2 separate regions of the Homo sapiens genome follow, and region 1 is linked to region 2. The links are chromatin contacts, found by Hi-C or POLR2A ChIA-PET in ENCODE. All regions are on one chromosome and are shown on one strand. Each heading gives the region's core, a stretch centred on a gene start or an enhancer-like site at or near the end of the contact. The rest is flanking DNA. Distances are from core to core; before and after follow the strand shown. Region 1 has its middle 17 kb from the start of LINC02747. Region 2 holds the start of SMIM38 (small integral membrane protein 38).

What was found. Hi-C counts contacts between places; a loop is a spot of excess contacts on that map. ChIA-PET counts read pairs that join two places held with the same protein, here RNA polymerase II (POLR2A). Pooled maps may share reads with other maps.
Region 1: a loop to region 2 is called in a map of prostate gland, with 1.9 times the contacts of the local background. The contact joins the enhancer-like site here to the promoter of SMIM38 in region 2. A Hi-C loop is called at or near these places in 1 of 168 maps with a recorded cell type or tissue (prostate gland) and 2 of 50 pooled maps. POLR2A ChIA-PET finds 5 or more read pairs at or near these places in 1 of 52 experiments (activated CD4-positive, alpha-beta T cell).

Annotation. Positions count from the first base shown.
Region 1 is chr11:69,459,527-69,466,486 of GRCh38, forward strand. No RefSeq gene overlaps it. Among named protein-coding and RNA genes, the nearest start is that of LINC02747, 17 kb to the right of the region's middle. RefSeq lists enhancers at 1,746-2,314, 4,159-4,892. Within about 2 kb of position 4,213, at least 7 of the 41 ENCODE cell types and tissues checked have a DNase peak (open chromatin) inside an H3K27ac peak, as active enhancers do.
Region 2 is chr11:69,154,601-69,161,531 of GRCh38, forward strand. SMIM38 (small integral membrane protein 38) reads left to right here and starts at 1,335. Exons shown (of 3, transcript NM_001369201.2): 1 at 1,335-1,514; 2 at 2,574-4,751; 3 at 4,846-6,931. The coding sequence starts at 3,247. The coding sequence ends at 3,402. The region is part of intron 2 of LOC338694 (a long non-coding RNA gene); the gene reads right to left. RefSeq lists an enhancer at 889-1,816 and a silencer at 2,701-3,060.

The DNA.
Region 1 (6,960 bases), core at 2,963-5,462, 310 kb after region 2:
TCAGCAGCGGTTCACCTGGTTAGACTTACACTGTAAGCTCTGCCTTACCATCTGTGTATGGTGTTGAATTTTTAGTTCAATTATTTAAGCCTTTTCAGCAGTGCTGTTGAGACTGTCCTATACATGCATGGTTCTGGGCCAGCCTGAGACGTGTGTGGTGGGCGTATGCAGAATTAGGAGACCCCTCATCTGTCTCCCTTCTGAGCCCTCCCCTTCACTCTCCAGTGACAGCTGTGGCTGCCTGGGCTAATTTCCCTGGTTCCTCCAGCCAGAAAGATGGTGGGGTTTCTCTTAGCATCTTTGCCCCTTGTCCCTTGCCACATTGCTCTGAGACTGCATCCCACTCCAGAGGCAAAGTCGTAAGCAATGAAGAACTCACTTCCAGACCATCAGCACACCAAGTTCTGACTCCCTTCAACAACTTTCCTGCTTTTGTTTACTTTTCAGAATCCTTGGGTAGTTTTTAAGTTTTGTCCAAAGTTCACACTTGTTATCAGTGGGAGAGCTGGTCTATAGAGGAGTCCATCTATTGTACCAGAAGCCAACACCCTAGGCAAAGGGTTGGCAGTGCTGGCTGACATCTTGCTGCTTGTGATGAAAGTAAGGGACAGAGACAAGCCAAAGAAGGAACACTCAATGTCAAGAAGCCAAGACTTGCTGGGTTTGAAAATCAAACTGTTTCTTATTCCTAACTTCTTCAAAATTCAGATTAAGAAAAGGCTTCACAGCAAAGATATTCACACTGAAATTATAAGAGCCTTTGTTAAGCTCTCAGAAAGACCTAAATTGGTGCCACAGTGTACTGTCTAGCCAACAGAAGTCCCTCTAAGGACCTGAAGTGCATGCCTCACAGGTCCTCTCCATGAAATAAAAGCCTCTTCATAAATCTTAAGAGCAATTTCCCACAGCATTCTCACAGGAAGCCCAAAGTAGAGAAGAATTTATCTTGAAGAGATGTGTGGCTCAAGCTCTTGTCTAGCAGAATGGATTATAAATTGATGCCTTAAAAACCACAAAGTTGTGTTTTTAAAGAAGTGTATCAGCTTGGACTAAAAGAGACACAGACAGCACAAAATACAAAGAGATCTTTGGATCCCCAAAACTTCTACGTCAGGAAGCAGGCTGAGAAATGACTCAATTGCAAACACAGGCTATGTTTTAGGGAAAAGGGAGGCTGATTCAGAGGGTGGAGCAAGAGCCTGGAAGACAGAGCCAAAAGCCACAGTGACTCACTCTCAGGTAGTAGGACTGAGCCCCAAACAGGGAACTGGCAACACATGCCCAGCTGGATTTCAGAATTGCTATGGACCAATTACATCTGTGTGCTCATTATATTTACACATTCTGAATTGGAGTGTCTATGGTGGCTCTCCTCTACCTGGCTCACCACTGTATTTGGGTGAGATGGGCAAGAAACCACAACTTAAGACCATCATTCACCTGGAGCTGATGGAGAGGATGCTTTCCTGGACTTTGAGCCTGATGCTGTGATGGGATGAGAGATTGGGGAAGTGCAATGTAGATAAAAGGAAAAGTCTATTTTGCATGCAGTAAGAATGTAAATGATGGAGTCCAGAGGGAAGCCTGTATTGTATTTTCCAAAAATGGCCAGAACAATATATCCAGGCCCATGTGCTCTTCCAGAACCCTGCCACTCCCCATCAACAGGCAGGGTCTATTTCCTCTCTCCATGAACCTGGGCAGGATTTTGTGACTGTCTTGAATAGGCTGTGGCAGAAGTGGAGCTATGACTTTCAAGTCATCAAAAATGATGCAGCTTCCATCTCAATCTGTCTCCCTCTCCCACTCTCACGCCCCACGCCCATCTCTTAATTCTCACCCTTCAAATCTAGCCACCATGTTGTGAGGAAGCCCAACCCACATGAAAAGGCCACATGTAGGTTTTCTAGCCAACAGCTCCAGCTGAGGTCTCAGCCAAGAGCCAGCATCAACTGCCAGGCATGTGAGGGAGCCTCCCCTGGTGTGCTCCCATTTCTTGAGCCACAGAATCTGTGAGCATAACAAAGGGTGGTTTATGCCACTAAGTTTGGGGTGTTTTGTTATGCAACCAGAGTAAATGGAACAATGTATTTGCAGCAGATTGCCAGAGTCCCAGAGGTGCACACACCCCCCAGGTCACGATTCCCCCACTGGAAAAGGGAATGGGTCCTCAGGGTAAGAAGCCTGGATAGCCACAGGAGAAGGCTGATTCCAGCCCGGAGTGGGAGATGGAAACCTCGCCCTGAGCCGGCCCAGCCCTCCCCAGGCCATCCAAAGGGAGTGACTGTTTTCAGGGGAACAAACCTCACCCACTGTTCTTCTCCCTTGTAGCAACTGGAGTCTGGAAGTACAGAGAAGGAGAAAAGCCCAGCGCATTTCTGAAAAGGGGAAGGAGCATGGCCCTGCAGCTTTCTCTAGATCCTGGTTCTTCAGCATGGATGGAAAAACATCTCATCCAATCAAAATGCAAGCCTTGGCTCCATTCTATGGTGTCTGGCATTTTTCTTCTTCCATTCTCTTCACCCCTGTTTCATTATTTCAGTGTTGTCTGAACCCTTGCTGTTCCCAGTGTGGTTCTCCAACCAGCAACAGTGGCATTGCCTGGGGAGCTGGTTTGAGAGGTAGGATCTGAGGCTAGCTCCAAGTCTGCAGAGTATGAATCTGCAGGATTCCCGGGCACAGAGCTTGAGAAAAGCAGCTCTATGCAGACTCACTGGTGAGTCCAGCTGGCTGGGAGGGCAGAGGGACGCTCAGCCCAGGGGAGGCCAGAGCATGGATAACCCGCACAGTGACAGCATGGCTGCTGTCGATGGGAACGGCACCAGCTCTACACCCACTGGAGGCTGGGGACCATCTGCAGACACTGATGCTGAGGGGCAGCACCTGGCCCAGGGATAGCAGAGAAGGGTCTGTCTCATGTGCAAACCTGGTTGCCGGGTGTTGGCCAGGGTTGCTGGGCTGAGGATGATTTGGGAGGGAGAGTCTAGACGCTGGAGGAAAGAACTCTGTCATCAATTAGCTGTGTCTGCCGGCGCATGAGAGGGGAGTGGCGCCTTGTGGGTGTTATTTGCTCTCCTTGCCTAGAATGTGCAGAATTGCTTTTGTGCCATTTAAACTTTCTTTCCTCCCCTCCTTCCTGCTAGAAGATTTTCCAAGAGACGTTGCCATTTGTGAGCCCATCACTGCACGTGCCAGTCACCCATCAACCTTCCCTGGGTTCATGTGGACAGGACGAACGTGGGACCCGTAGTGTCTGGCCTGGACCCGGCCCCAGACATCCATGGCCACACCAGTTGCTCAAGAGCCAAAGAATCTTCCAAGCCAGCAGTGTGGGGCCCCAGCCCGTGCGATTCACTGCTGTGCTCATTCCTGACAGCATGCTTTCCGCAGCCTCTGCTGTATGGTCCAGCAGCAAGGTACCCAGGTCTCGATATGTCTGGTTCCAGTTTCTTTTCTGAAAACCAAAACAGCTGTGTGTCTTGGATCTGAGGACACTGCACAATTCCTCTTATCCCCAAATACCTGCTTCCCCATGGGACATCCCAGTCCCTCAGAAGGGGCTGCTGAATAGCTTGCAGAACCCCTTAGCTCAGACCTTCTCCCCCACCCGAAAGCCGGGCAAGGAAAGCTGTTCCCATTTACAGATGAGGAAATTGAGGTTCTGAGAGGCGAGGGGAGCTGTAGATCACATGAGCACCCAGAGGCAAAGCTGGGATGGACGAGTGGGGGAAGCCATGGCCCCGTGTCCTGCACATGGGCTGAGTGCCCCATGGGGCACCTCTCTGAGTTCACCCGCACCGAATGCCAGCCGGTGGGGCTGGGCACAGGCACCGTGGCTGGTGGGAAACCTCCCCAGTTCCTTCTAAGGAGCATGCTGGACCCACACCCTCCCACAGAAGCTTTTCTGGAAACAAGCCTGATGACCTCAGCACATTTTTTCCAAACACACCCTTCCTCCCTCTCCCAAAATCTCAGTGACTTTGGACCATTTCCCTAAGGATTGGCTAAGGCAGGGCTGAGGGCCTTCTCAGGGGACTCCCTCCTTGAGCAGCCCTGCAGCCCCCATCCCACCCCAGCCACCGTCCTGGCCTGCTTAGCTGGGATCTTCAACAGAAAAACCACAAATAATTGAGCTGTTTAGGAGAACATCAGTCTGGGTTTCCATGGCAACAACCTCTGGAGCCAGCTGCCCCGACAGCTAACAGCTCAGGGCCAGGCCAGCCTGCCTCCAGTTCAGTGGCGGACCCGGGTCCACGCTGGCTTCTGGGGTTCCAGACTAGGAGCCTGGTCCTCCACAACAGAGGTCAGGCTGGGCACCAGGAGGGGAAGCCTAGAGGGCTGAAGCCAGAAACCCCCAGAGCCATCCCCCCGCCCCAAATCATCACACACAGGCCAGCTGCTGGGGGCCGGCACAGCTTCAAGGCTTCACTTCTTCCCTTCTGGCCTCAGCCTCACCCTCCTGCAGGGCCAGTCCCACTCCCCCCAGCAGGGCAGGTGGGGAAACAGAGGCCCCGCAGGGATCTGTGGCTGGCCCCGGCACACAGCAGGCGCCTGGTTCCCGAGACCATTCTGCAATTTGTCTCAGCCTGTGGCTATTCCCACTCCTGGAGTACAGACAACCCCAGGGGCCTCTGCCTGCCCAGCCTCTAAGGAGCAGAGAGTCTTCTGCCCCTGCAGAATCCTAAGGGTAGCAGAGGCTGCGCTGGTTCCCTGGGCTTTATCTGCCCTTTCTTGTTCTCTCCCCATAAAAAGCCTACTCTCTTTACCCATTTTGTTTATGAGAAAAGGAAGGCACGGAGAGGGCAAGGAAGTCACCCGGAGTCACACAGCTCCTAAGCAGCAGGGCCCGGGTGGAGCCAGGACAGTTCATAACCTGTGCCATCTGGGAGCATCATCAATCCCACCACACCTGGGGTTGCCAGGCTGCCCACAGTCCCCCACCCAGCATAGAACCGACTTTTGAGGGACACAGCCTCTTGGAGACTCTGAAGCCGCTCAGCAGACAACTCCCTGGTGCCCCACAGGGCTCATGCCCTGTGCCTGGGACCCCACCCGGGGGGTACAGAGAGAAATAAGAGTGGGCTGCTACCAACCTGAACCTTGCCATTGGGTGGAAGGGAGAGTTTTGTGGACCAACTGCCACTAAGCCATGAAACAACATAGGTGTGGCTCTACCTGGCAGCAAGTCTCACCAGGAAAGGTTTCCGAAAGAGGGAGGACTGGGGAGAGGGCAGGGTGAAGTCCTCCATGTGATGGGACCAGGAGCCCACAGACCACCGGGAGGCCCAGCCAGGGGCTGTGGGAGATGGAGCTGTGCTGGAGCCACTGCTGAGTGGGTGATGGGTGGGGCCGGAGCAGCGCCGTATGCAAAGAGAGAGGAGCTAACAACTCTGCAACCAAAGAGCAACTAGAGAAAAGAAGCCTGTCTTTTATTTGTGGATTTGTGACTTTACGTACCTACTTTGTCACAAAAAGAAGATTCTAGGAGGCTTACAAAATTACAAAAATGCACACAATACAATGTGATTTTTAGTAGGTGAGGAAAACATAAGATGAAGCAGAAGTCAAAATATATGCCCTAAGTCCTCAATGTGTACTGTGTGATGTAGTAGTAAAATTGACTCTGAGTTCCCCGGCAGCCAATGTGAAAAGGAAAACACACCCTGCCTTTGAATTTACAAGGAGCATGGGATAAAACTAACAAGCTGCTGGGAGACACTGGGCTACAGCTACTTCTGAAAAAGAAGAGGAACTTCTTATCAGGATCATGTTGACAGTGTCAGCATGAATAGCAACTGGACAGTGTCCCAGCACACACACAGGGATGCCTCTGGCCCATTTTAATCATAGCATCCCTGGGGACAAGAGGTTGGCTCAGGCCCCCTGCAAGGGATAAGCTGAGGTAGAGGGGCCTGCAGCTGTCTGGTGGCTGCGCCTGAAGAGGCTTGAGCACAGCTTCGAGGGTGAGGCATAGTGGAATCCAAACCTTGCAACTCCCATGGGGATGGGGACTTTGCAGAATCCCACAAGATTCTGCAAAGTCCCCGTCCCCCGCTCCTGCCCTCCTTCCAGTTGGAACTAAGTTACAGAAGCACCCACTTGGAGCCTGGTGCTCAGACTTGGCTGCAAGCTGCAATCACCTGGGAGTTTACAAAGTTACTGGGCGCTGGGTTCCACCCCCAGTTCTGACCTAATCTGTCCGGGGTGCGGTCTGGGCATGAAAAGTTTTTCAGGCTCTCCAGGTGATTCTCGTGTGCAGCCAAGTTAGAGAACACTGACTCCCGGGGAGGTGGATTACCTGTCCTCCCGGCAAAGCGCAGGACTCGCAGTTTGGCAAGCTTCCAGCAGCAGCGAGTTCGGGTGGCTCCGTGGGGAGCCTTACCCCAAGGCGACAGCTGGGTGGAGGGTGCCCCCCAACAAGCCGTGGGGCTGAAGGGAAGCCACCCACCTCAGAGCAGGGGTTCACCATCAGCCATGGGGGTCCTCAAAAAATAATGTGGGTGGGCTCTTCTTCTAAGCGCCAGTTATATAAGTGATCTGGACCTGTAATTTTATTCCTTAGATAAGCTTTTCCCCAAGATTGTGTTCTGCATGGCGCTCATTTCATGATGGTGTGAGTCAGTGGCACGCCAGAAGATATGCCATGGCAAAGAGGCTGTGGAGCCCGTGGCAGCCAACATTAAGCAGAGATTTTTCACAGCCAAAGATGCTGACTCAGCTCTCGTGCCCGGTTCCCCAAACTCTGGGCCATGAAACCCTATTTTCCAGATCTAGTGTTTTTCAGGAGCTGGTTTCATGGCACTGTGTTCTACAGCCTATTCATTGAGAAAGGCTGCTGTAATAATTTCAGCCAAACCTGATTATTAAAAAAAAAAAAATCATTAATTAAGGAGCTCTAGGGGCCAACAGAAGCAGAACACCAAGCTTTGGATACAGAGGCTTCCTGAAGGAACCTTGGAG
Region 2 (6,931 bases), core at 85-2,584:
GGGAGCATCCCCGGATCCATCCTCAGAGGCCCGGGGCTGGGAGCATCCCCGGATCCATCCTCAGAGGCCCGGGGCTGGGAGCCACCACCGCCCAGCTCCATGCGTTCCCATTGGCGGGGTCTGGGTCTGCGCTGATGAGGCGCTCGTCACTCTTATCCTGGATTATATTCACAGGCGGGTAACTCGGGGGGTGGTGTGATGGGGAGACACAGGAGGGAGGAGCAGGGAGGGCAAGATGAAGGGGAGCAGTCTGGGAAGGGGGCGACTCCAGGCACAGCCGCACGTCCCTGGGATTTTCAGGGGGAGCTCTGGGGGTTCAGAGTGGCCTCTAGTTTGTCCTGGTCCAAAGCAGGGAAGCTGGGCTACGTCCTGCCCAGGTCAGCCTTAGGTTAAGGGCTGCCTGGGGGAGGGAACTTCCTGGGCCTTCGGGTCTCTGTGCACTGGGGTGGCTCCTGTGGCCCAGAATGCCCTGGAGAAGGGTCCTACTGGAAGCGAAGGTGCAGGGCAGCAGGGCCTGAGGCGCAGGAGCTGGTGGAGGCTCCCAGCACAGGTCGCCGCCCCAGTCACATCACTGCTGATGGTGGGGGGACTTGGGGAGTTTCCCCCGAGAATGGGAGGTCTCACAGTCCCCGTGCTGCAATGCTGTCGGTGCACTGTGTCTGCAACGTGCTCATGGTCACTTGCTTTTTCTCTGTGGCCCCGGCCGCTTTATCCAGCAAGTAGCCCCCTCTCCTCTCCGGAGAAGCCGAGCCTGGATGCCGCTGGGAGGAGGTCACTCCCTTCCTGTCTCGAAGGGCATGCCGTCCTCGTCCTTGCTGACTCCCAGAGGCCCAGGGACGTCTGAGGGGGAGGGGCCGGGCCTCCTTGACCCCTGCGTGTGGACACCATGTGACTGGGGTGTGGTTGACTCTCTGTGTCCGATTGGGTGCTTGGCAAACACAGAGAGTTTTGTCCAAGGCCACCTTGGTCCCCACCTGTCCAGGTTGGGAGGTGCCCTGCCTGGTGTGGCCTGAGCTGAGCGCCTCTGGCCGGAGCAGACGGCCCCGGCTCCCCCAGGACATGTCACCTGGAGAGGTGGCCCTTTCAGGTAAGGGACATGCCCATTGGCAGCAGCCTCTGCCCCCTCCCTGCATACACAGCTGCTCCCATCTGGGGACCCTCACCCCACGTGCGGATGGGCTTCCCCAGGAAGTCGGCAGGACTTTCCCTGGCCTTCTGGAAGTCCCCATCAAGCAAATGCTCTATCGATGACTTACTCTATGACGGGGTCCAGAGAGCTAACTCCCCACCCACGTTCGAAGTGATCTTCAAACCGCTGCGCGTGGAAAACAAGCCCAGAGCTCAACGTTCCCTAAGTGAGTGGCCTTTGACAGCAGTGCCAGGCAGCCCAGTGGGTGCAGGGCACACCACAGATGGAGGAAGGGCCAGGCATGCTTCCCAGACAGCCTCTGCCAGTCCAGGCAGGGGCTCCAGGGTGGCTGCGGGAAGGCAGCTTAGGCGGTGCCCGGCCCAAGGTGAGTTGGCATCATGCTCCACTTCCCGTTTGAACGTGTGGTCCCGTTTGAACCTTCTGGAAAGGCTTGGCAGGGAGGACACTCATTTTGTAGACTGGGAAGGAACTGAAGAGCTGGCTTCCGGCGACCAGCGATGGGCCCCAGATCCCTGTGGCCAGGAAGGCCCCCATTGCTGTTCTCTGTAGCTCAGGCTGGACATTTGCTGGTGAGAACTGGCCGGACTCCCAGGACCCAGCCGCCAGAGACCTCTGTTCCTCACGCTCAGCCCCCTAGCTCCAACTGGGGCCCCTTTGCTTTACAGGATGTAGGCTTGGAGTTAGAGGGGGCAGTTCTGGCGGTTTATCTCTCACTCACAGAAACTCGGCTGTGAGAGGCCAGAGCTGGACTTGGGGGGCAGAGCCTGTAGAGGTCAATGTGTCCTTATTGGGTGTGCACACGTGTGAGTCTGTGTGCACACACATGTATACATGTGTATGCGTGTGTGTGTGTGTGTGTGCGCGCGTGTGGCAGTCAGAGAAGGCTGGGCAGACACTGTTATTTCAGAAAAGATGTGGAGGCCTTTCTGAAGGCATCCACTGAGAGGCAGGGGCCAGGATCTCTGTGCCCAGGCGCTGGGCGTGGCCCCTGAGAAGTGCTCTCTCCCCTAATCCTTCAAAGCAGGAGGTATTTGCTTCACTTTCTAAGGCAGGATCTGCGGCTCTGAGAGGTTGCACAACTTGCCCGAGGTCACTCAGCTAGTAGAAGGCAGGACTGGCCTCCGGTCCAGGGTGACTGTGAGGATGTCAGGGGACCCTGCAGGCCTGTGCGCCCCAGCTTAGGGCTACAGGTCCCACCTAAGGCTTCTTGATGGAGGTTGGAGGGGCGAGCTGGAGGGAGGTGCTGCTGGGGGTCCACCGGTCCCCTTCCTGGGGGATGAAGCCGGTTTCCCGCGCTGACCCCCTTGCCATCAGAGGCCCAGAGCGCGGTCCTTGTGCTGCTGAGCTGTGTTTGGGGCCGCCTGTGGGCTGTGGCCGCCTGTCCTCATCTTCTCCCCTTTTCTCCTTGGCTTTTCATCCTCAGGCTCCGTCCTTCTTCCCCGTGGTGGCCCCAGCCTCCCTGCCAAGCTTCCCGGCCCCCGCCCCATCCCGGGCCTGCTGCTGCGGAGACCGTGGGCCGGCGCTGGACGGCGCGGCCTCCAGAAGTGATAGCTAATTGGGGAGAGAAAGGGCCCAATTGTCTGGCGGGGCCGGAAGAGCCGCGTGGGCTGCTGAAAGCGTCGGGAGGAGGTGGCCGCTTCGCCCAGCAGCTGCCGCCGGGGATGTTTGCAGATTACGTCAGCGCTGGCGAGCAGGGGGCGCGGGGACAGCGAGGGGGGCGGGCTCCCGGCGGCCTCCCGCCCCCCAGGCCCCTGGACAATGCTGTCATTGTCAGCACGGAGAGTGGTTAATTCTGGATGAATGGTACACGGGCCTCTTGACCAAGGAGGCTGCTCGTCGTCCCCAGTCTGTCCTCTCACATGCCAGGGAGGCCCCGGGCTGGAGTCTGGCGGGCAGATCTGGCCTGCTTGGTGGCACCAGAGAGAACAGGGCGGTCCCTTGGGGGCGCCGGCTGCAGAGGCCCCAGGCTGGACGGAGCTTCCTGTCCTGGGTCTGCACAGCAGCCACTTGGCAGTGCCGGGCTAGGGTGGCAGGGCCCCACTGCATCTCGGTTCCAGGGCAGAGGCTGCTGCTGCCCTTTGGGGCTGACTTCAGGCATGACCTCCTGGCCAGGTGGCAGCTTTGGCCCTGACCCGCTCCTGGCCCTGCTGGTGGTGATCCTGCTAGCACGCCTCATCCTGTGGTCCTGCCTCGGGACCTACATCGACTACAGACTGGCCCAGCGGCGGCCCCAGAAACCCAAGCAGGACTAAGCCTCTGCAGGCTGCGGCCTCCACGCGCCCTGTCCCGAGACTCAGCCGGCCCTTCCAGTGGTGGTGGGAGGGAGGGGAGCAGGGCAGGCGCATGATCCCCATGTCCCACCCCTGGGGCAGGAGCTCAGAGAGGCCTGAGATGGATCGTGCCTTCCCAGACTGACCAGGGCTGTCCCGTAGAGGCAGCTGGCCATGTGGGGAGATGGAGGGGCCGGCCTTGCAGGTCCATCACCAGGTTCTGGGGTCCCCGGTTGCAGGGAGTGGTCCTGGGGGTGGGTCTTGCTTTAAGACCTTCTCTGCCTCCAATTCCTTATAAATATGCCTGCAGGAAGAGCTGGGTAAGCCAGAGGACTCAGGTGGAGGTGCCACAGAGACAAATGTGACCTCATCACAAGCTGGCCCTGTTACCAAAGGCCACGTCCTGTCTCAGCTCACCACCCTCATAACTAGTCTCCTCCTGCCTCCCAAGGGACGAGATAAGTGCCGATGGCTGTCCTGATTTCTCCAGAGCAGACCCCTGGGAAGGGTCTCAGGACGCACTTGTGAGGCTGAGTTGACAAGCCAGACGCACTTGGCTCTGGTTGACCCTCTGCACACTCTCTAACGGTCTGAACAGTTAGGGCACAATGATCCCTGCCTCCCTCCCTCAGCAGGATATCATGTAGGGGACAATTTAGGGGACAAGCCAAGGCACCCATCAATGCCCTCTGTTCATCTGTTCCTGCAAGTGTGTGGCTGGGAAGTGCCCAGGAAGGCTGACAGGGCAGGGAAGTTGATTTGAGGCCAAGCATCCAGTGCTCCTGCTCCACCTCCGTAGCACGTTAGCCGTGATGCCAGTGACTTAACCCACAGCTTGGGGAAGCTCAAAGGCTCCACATTCGAGCCTCTTGGGGGAAATTCGGCAAACACCCATGTCCAAGTTCCACACTGTATTTCCTGGGATCGTTCCAGCAGATCGTGGATTGCAGCGAGGGCTGCTGACTGCATGCGGAACTGTGAGATGGAAGGGACTGTGGGCGGCAGCTCCAGGGAGGAGCATCGAACCAGATATCGTCTCTGGGAGGCTGGGCCTGGTGATGTGGCAACGTCTTGCTCCCTGAGAGGTGATGGGTATGCTAGGGATGCTCGCTCAGGGAACGTGGGCCAAGTCCTCTGAACACGAAGCTCGCAGAGGGGGTGATTCCTGTGAATTCTGAAAGGACTTGGGGGCGTCCAGCAAGAGCAGGAGCTTAGATGGTGGTTCCAGGGCTGGTGTTGCTGACTGGGACGAGTGGACCCCCAGGGTGGGCATGGAGTGGGGCACTGGCTGGGAGCCTCTGCCTTGCTGTGTCCTGGCTGAATGAACCCAGGTGAGGACCAGAAACGCTGTTATCACTGTTTCTGCGGCACCCGATACACTCACCTATGCCAAGGAAATTTTTTTTTTTTTTTTGGTTTCTACAGGACTTGCTGTGCTCAGATCCTCCATTCAAGAGAGCTACAGACACGGGGGTGCTGGTGAGCAGGAGCCGAGACCATCTGGGGTGGGACCGACCAAGAGTTTGAGGTGTCCAGGGGGTGACGTGAAGATGACCTATTGCAGAGGGTCCCTTCTCATTCACGCTCTGAAGTCTGCACAGGGGCAGGGGCTACCGTGCTCCATTTCAGTTTGGCCTCTGTTGTATCAGCCAGAGGCCAGCAGAACTCTATGGTCACTCCCCCGTGTCACGGACAATTTGCCACCTCCACCGGCAGCCCAGGGCTCTGCCTGAATATTCTCGCCTGATCGTAGGATTGTGGGGAGGGATATTCTCATTGATCTCTAAGGAAAATATTGTTCGCTTTTTAAAAACATGATCTGGTACCATTTCATTGATCTCTTTAAGGAAGAAAAATCACATGGTTGTCATGAGCATGTACCGACAGAGCTAGGAGGGCCAGCTGTTCCGGGTTGCCCAGGGCTGTCTTGTTTTTAAAATGGAAAGTTCGATGTCCTGGAAAACCCCTCAGTCCTGGGCAAACCAGGTCACGCTGGATAGAAGGAGTTAGACATTCATATGATGTGCCGATGTCTTGCCAGTTGTAGAGTTTTGTGTAAACCTGTGTGTGGCCTGCGTGTCCACATGGGTGTGTAGGATGGCACCTACACACATACCTGAGGTCACCTCTTGGTCCAGTGAGCCAGAATCCTGGGACTTCATCATCTTTTTTTTTTTTTTTTTTGAGATGGAATCTCACTCTGTCACCCAGGCTGGAGGGCAGTGGCGCAATCTTGGCTCACTGCAACCTCCGCCTCTGGGGCTCAAGCAATTCTCCTGCCTCAGCCTCCCGAGTAGCTGGGATTATAGGCGTGTGCCACCACGCCCTGCTGATTTTTGTATTTTTTAGTAGAGATGGTGTTTCACTATATTGGCCAGGCTGGTCTTGAACTCCTGACCTCAAGTGATCTGCCTGCCTTGGCCTCCCGAAATGCTGGGGTTACAGGCATGAGCTACCATGCCCGGCCTCAGAATCCTGGGACTTCTGCTGGAGCCAGGGGTCAGAACAGACTCCTCTACTGGGACTGCCTGGCAGGGAGGACAGACGCTCAAGGCGGCCCCATGAGAACACAGCCACCTGGAAAAATGGTGGAAGGGAAGATTCTGCCAACCTCCTCCGACTCCCTATCTCAGTTACACTGGTCCATAATTTCTTTTCTTTTTCTTAAGTCTGTTTCATTGGTTTCTGTTCCTGGAAAATGGACACAATTCTGATGAATTCATGTATTCTGCATCCACGTGTCAGCATCTCCAGCCTTGTGACGCAGTGCCTGGCTCAGAACAGGCAATCAGGCCATGGCATCTGAATGAATGAGAGGGTGTGCCCTGGCCGTATCTCAGGCAGCAGATGCATTCAGCTGCAGGTAACAGACACGTAGACAAACAGTGGCTTAAAAAAGAGAGGCTTTAAAAGTATTTTGTTTTTCTTTCTTCACGTAGCAAGAAGTCTGGCATTTGGCATTCCCAGGCTGTGGCGTGACAGCTTTGTGAAGTTATCAGGGTCTCAGACCCTGACATATTTCTGCTCTGCTACCCTCAGCATGTAGATTTGATCTTCACGGCTACAAGAAACCTGCTGCTACTGCAGGCATCTTACACGAGTTCCAGGCAGGAAGAGAAAGGAAAGGGTGACAGAGACAGAAAGCAATGTCCCCAGATACCCTTAGTTTTCCATCTCATAAGCCAGAATGATGTCACGTGGCATCCCTGGATGCACAGGAGGCTGAGAGATAGTGGCGTTTGTTAGCTGGTCTCCTAGCCATCCTGAATGCCAAGTTTGTTATAAAGAAACAGAGGCAAAATGGCGATCAGGCAGGCAACTGGGTGGTCTCTGCCACGGGCCCCTTGGCCATTCTTTGTAATGATGGTCTTTGTCTTGGACCCTATTTTGGATATTTGGGCACCTTTGTGGTACCCTTATGTGCTGGTTTTGCTGTTGTCTGCCCTTCAGGAATAGCAGCTGAGTCAAGCTGTCCTTGGCTGCTCCAATCTGGAGTCAGAGGTTGGAGATT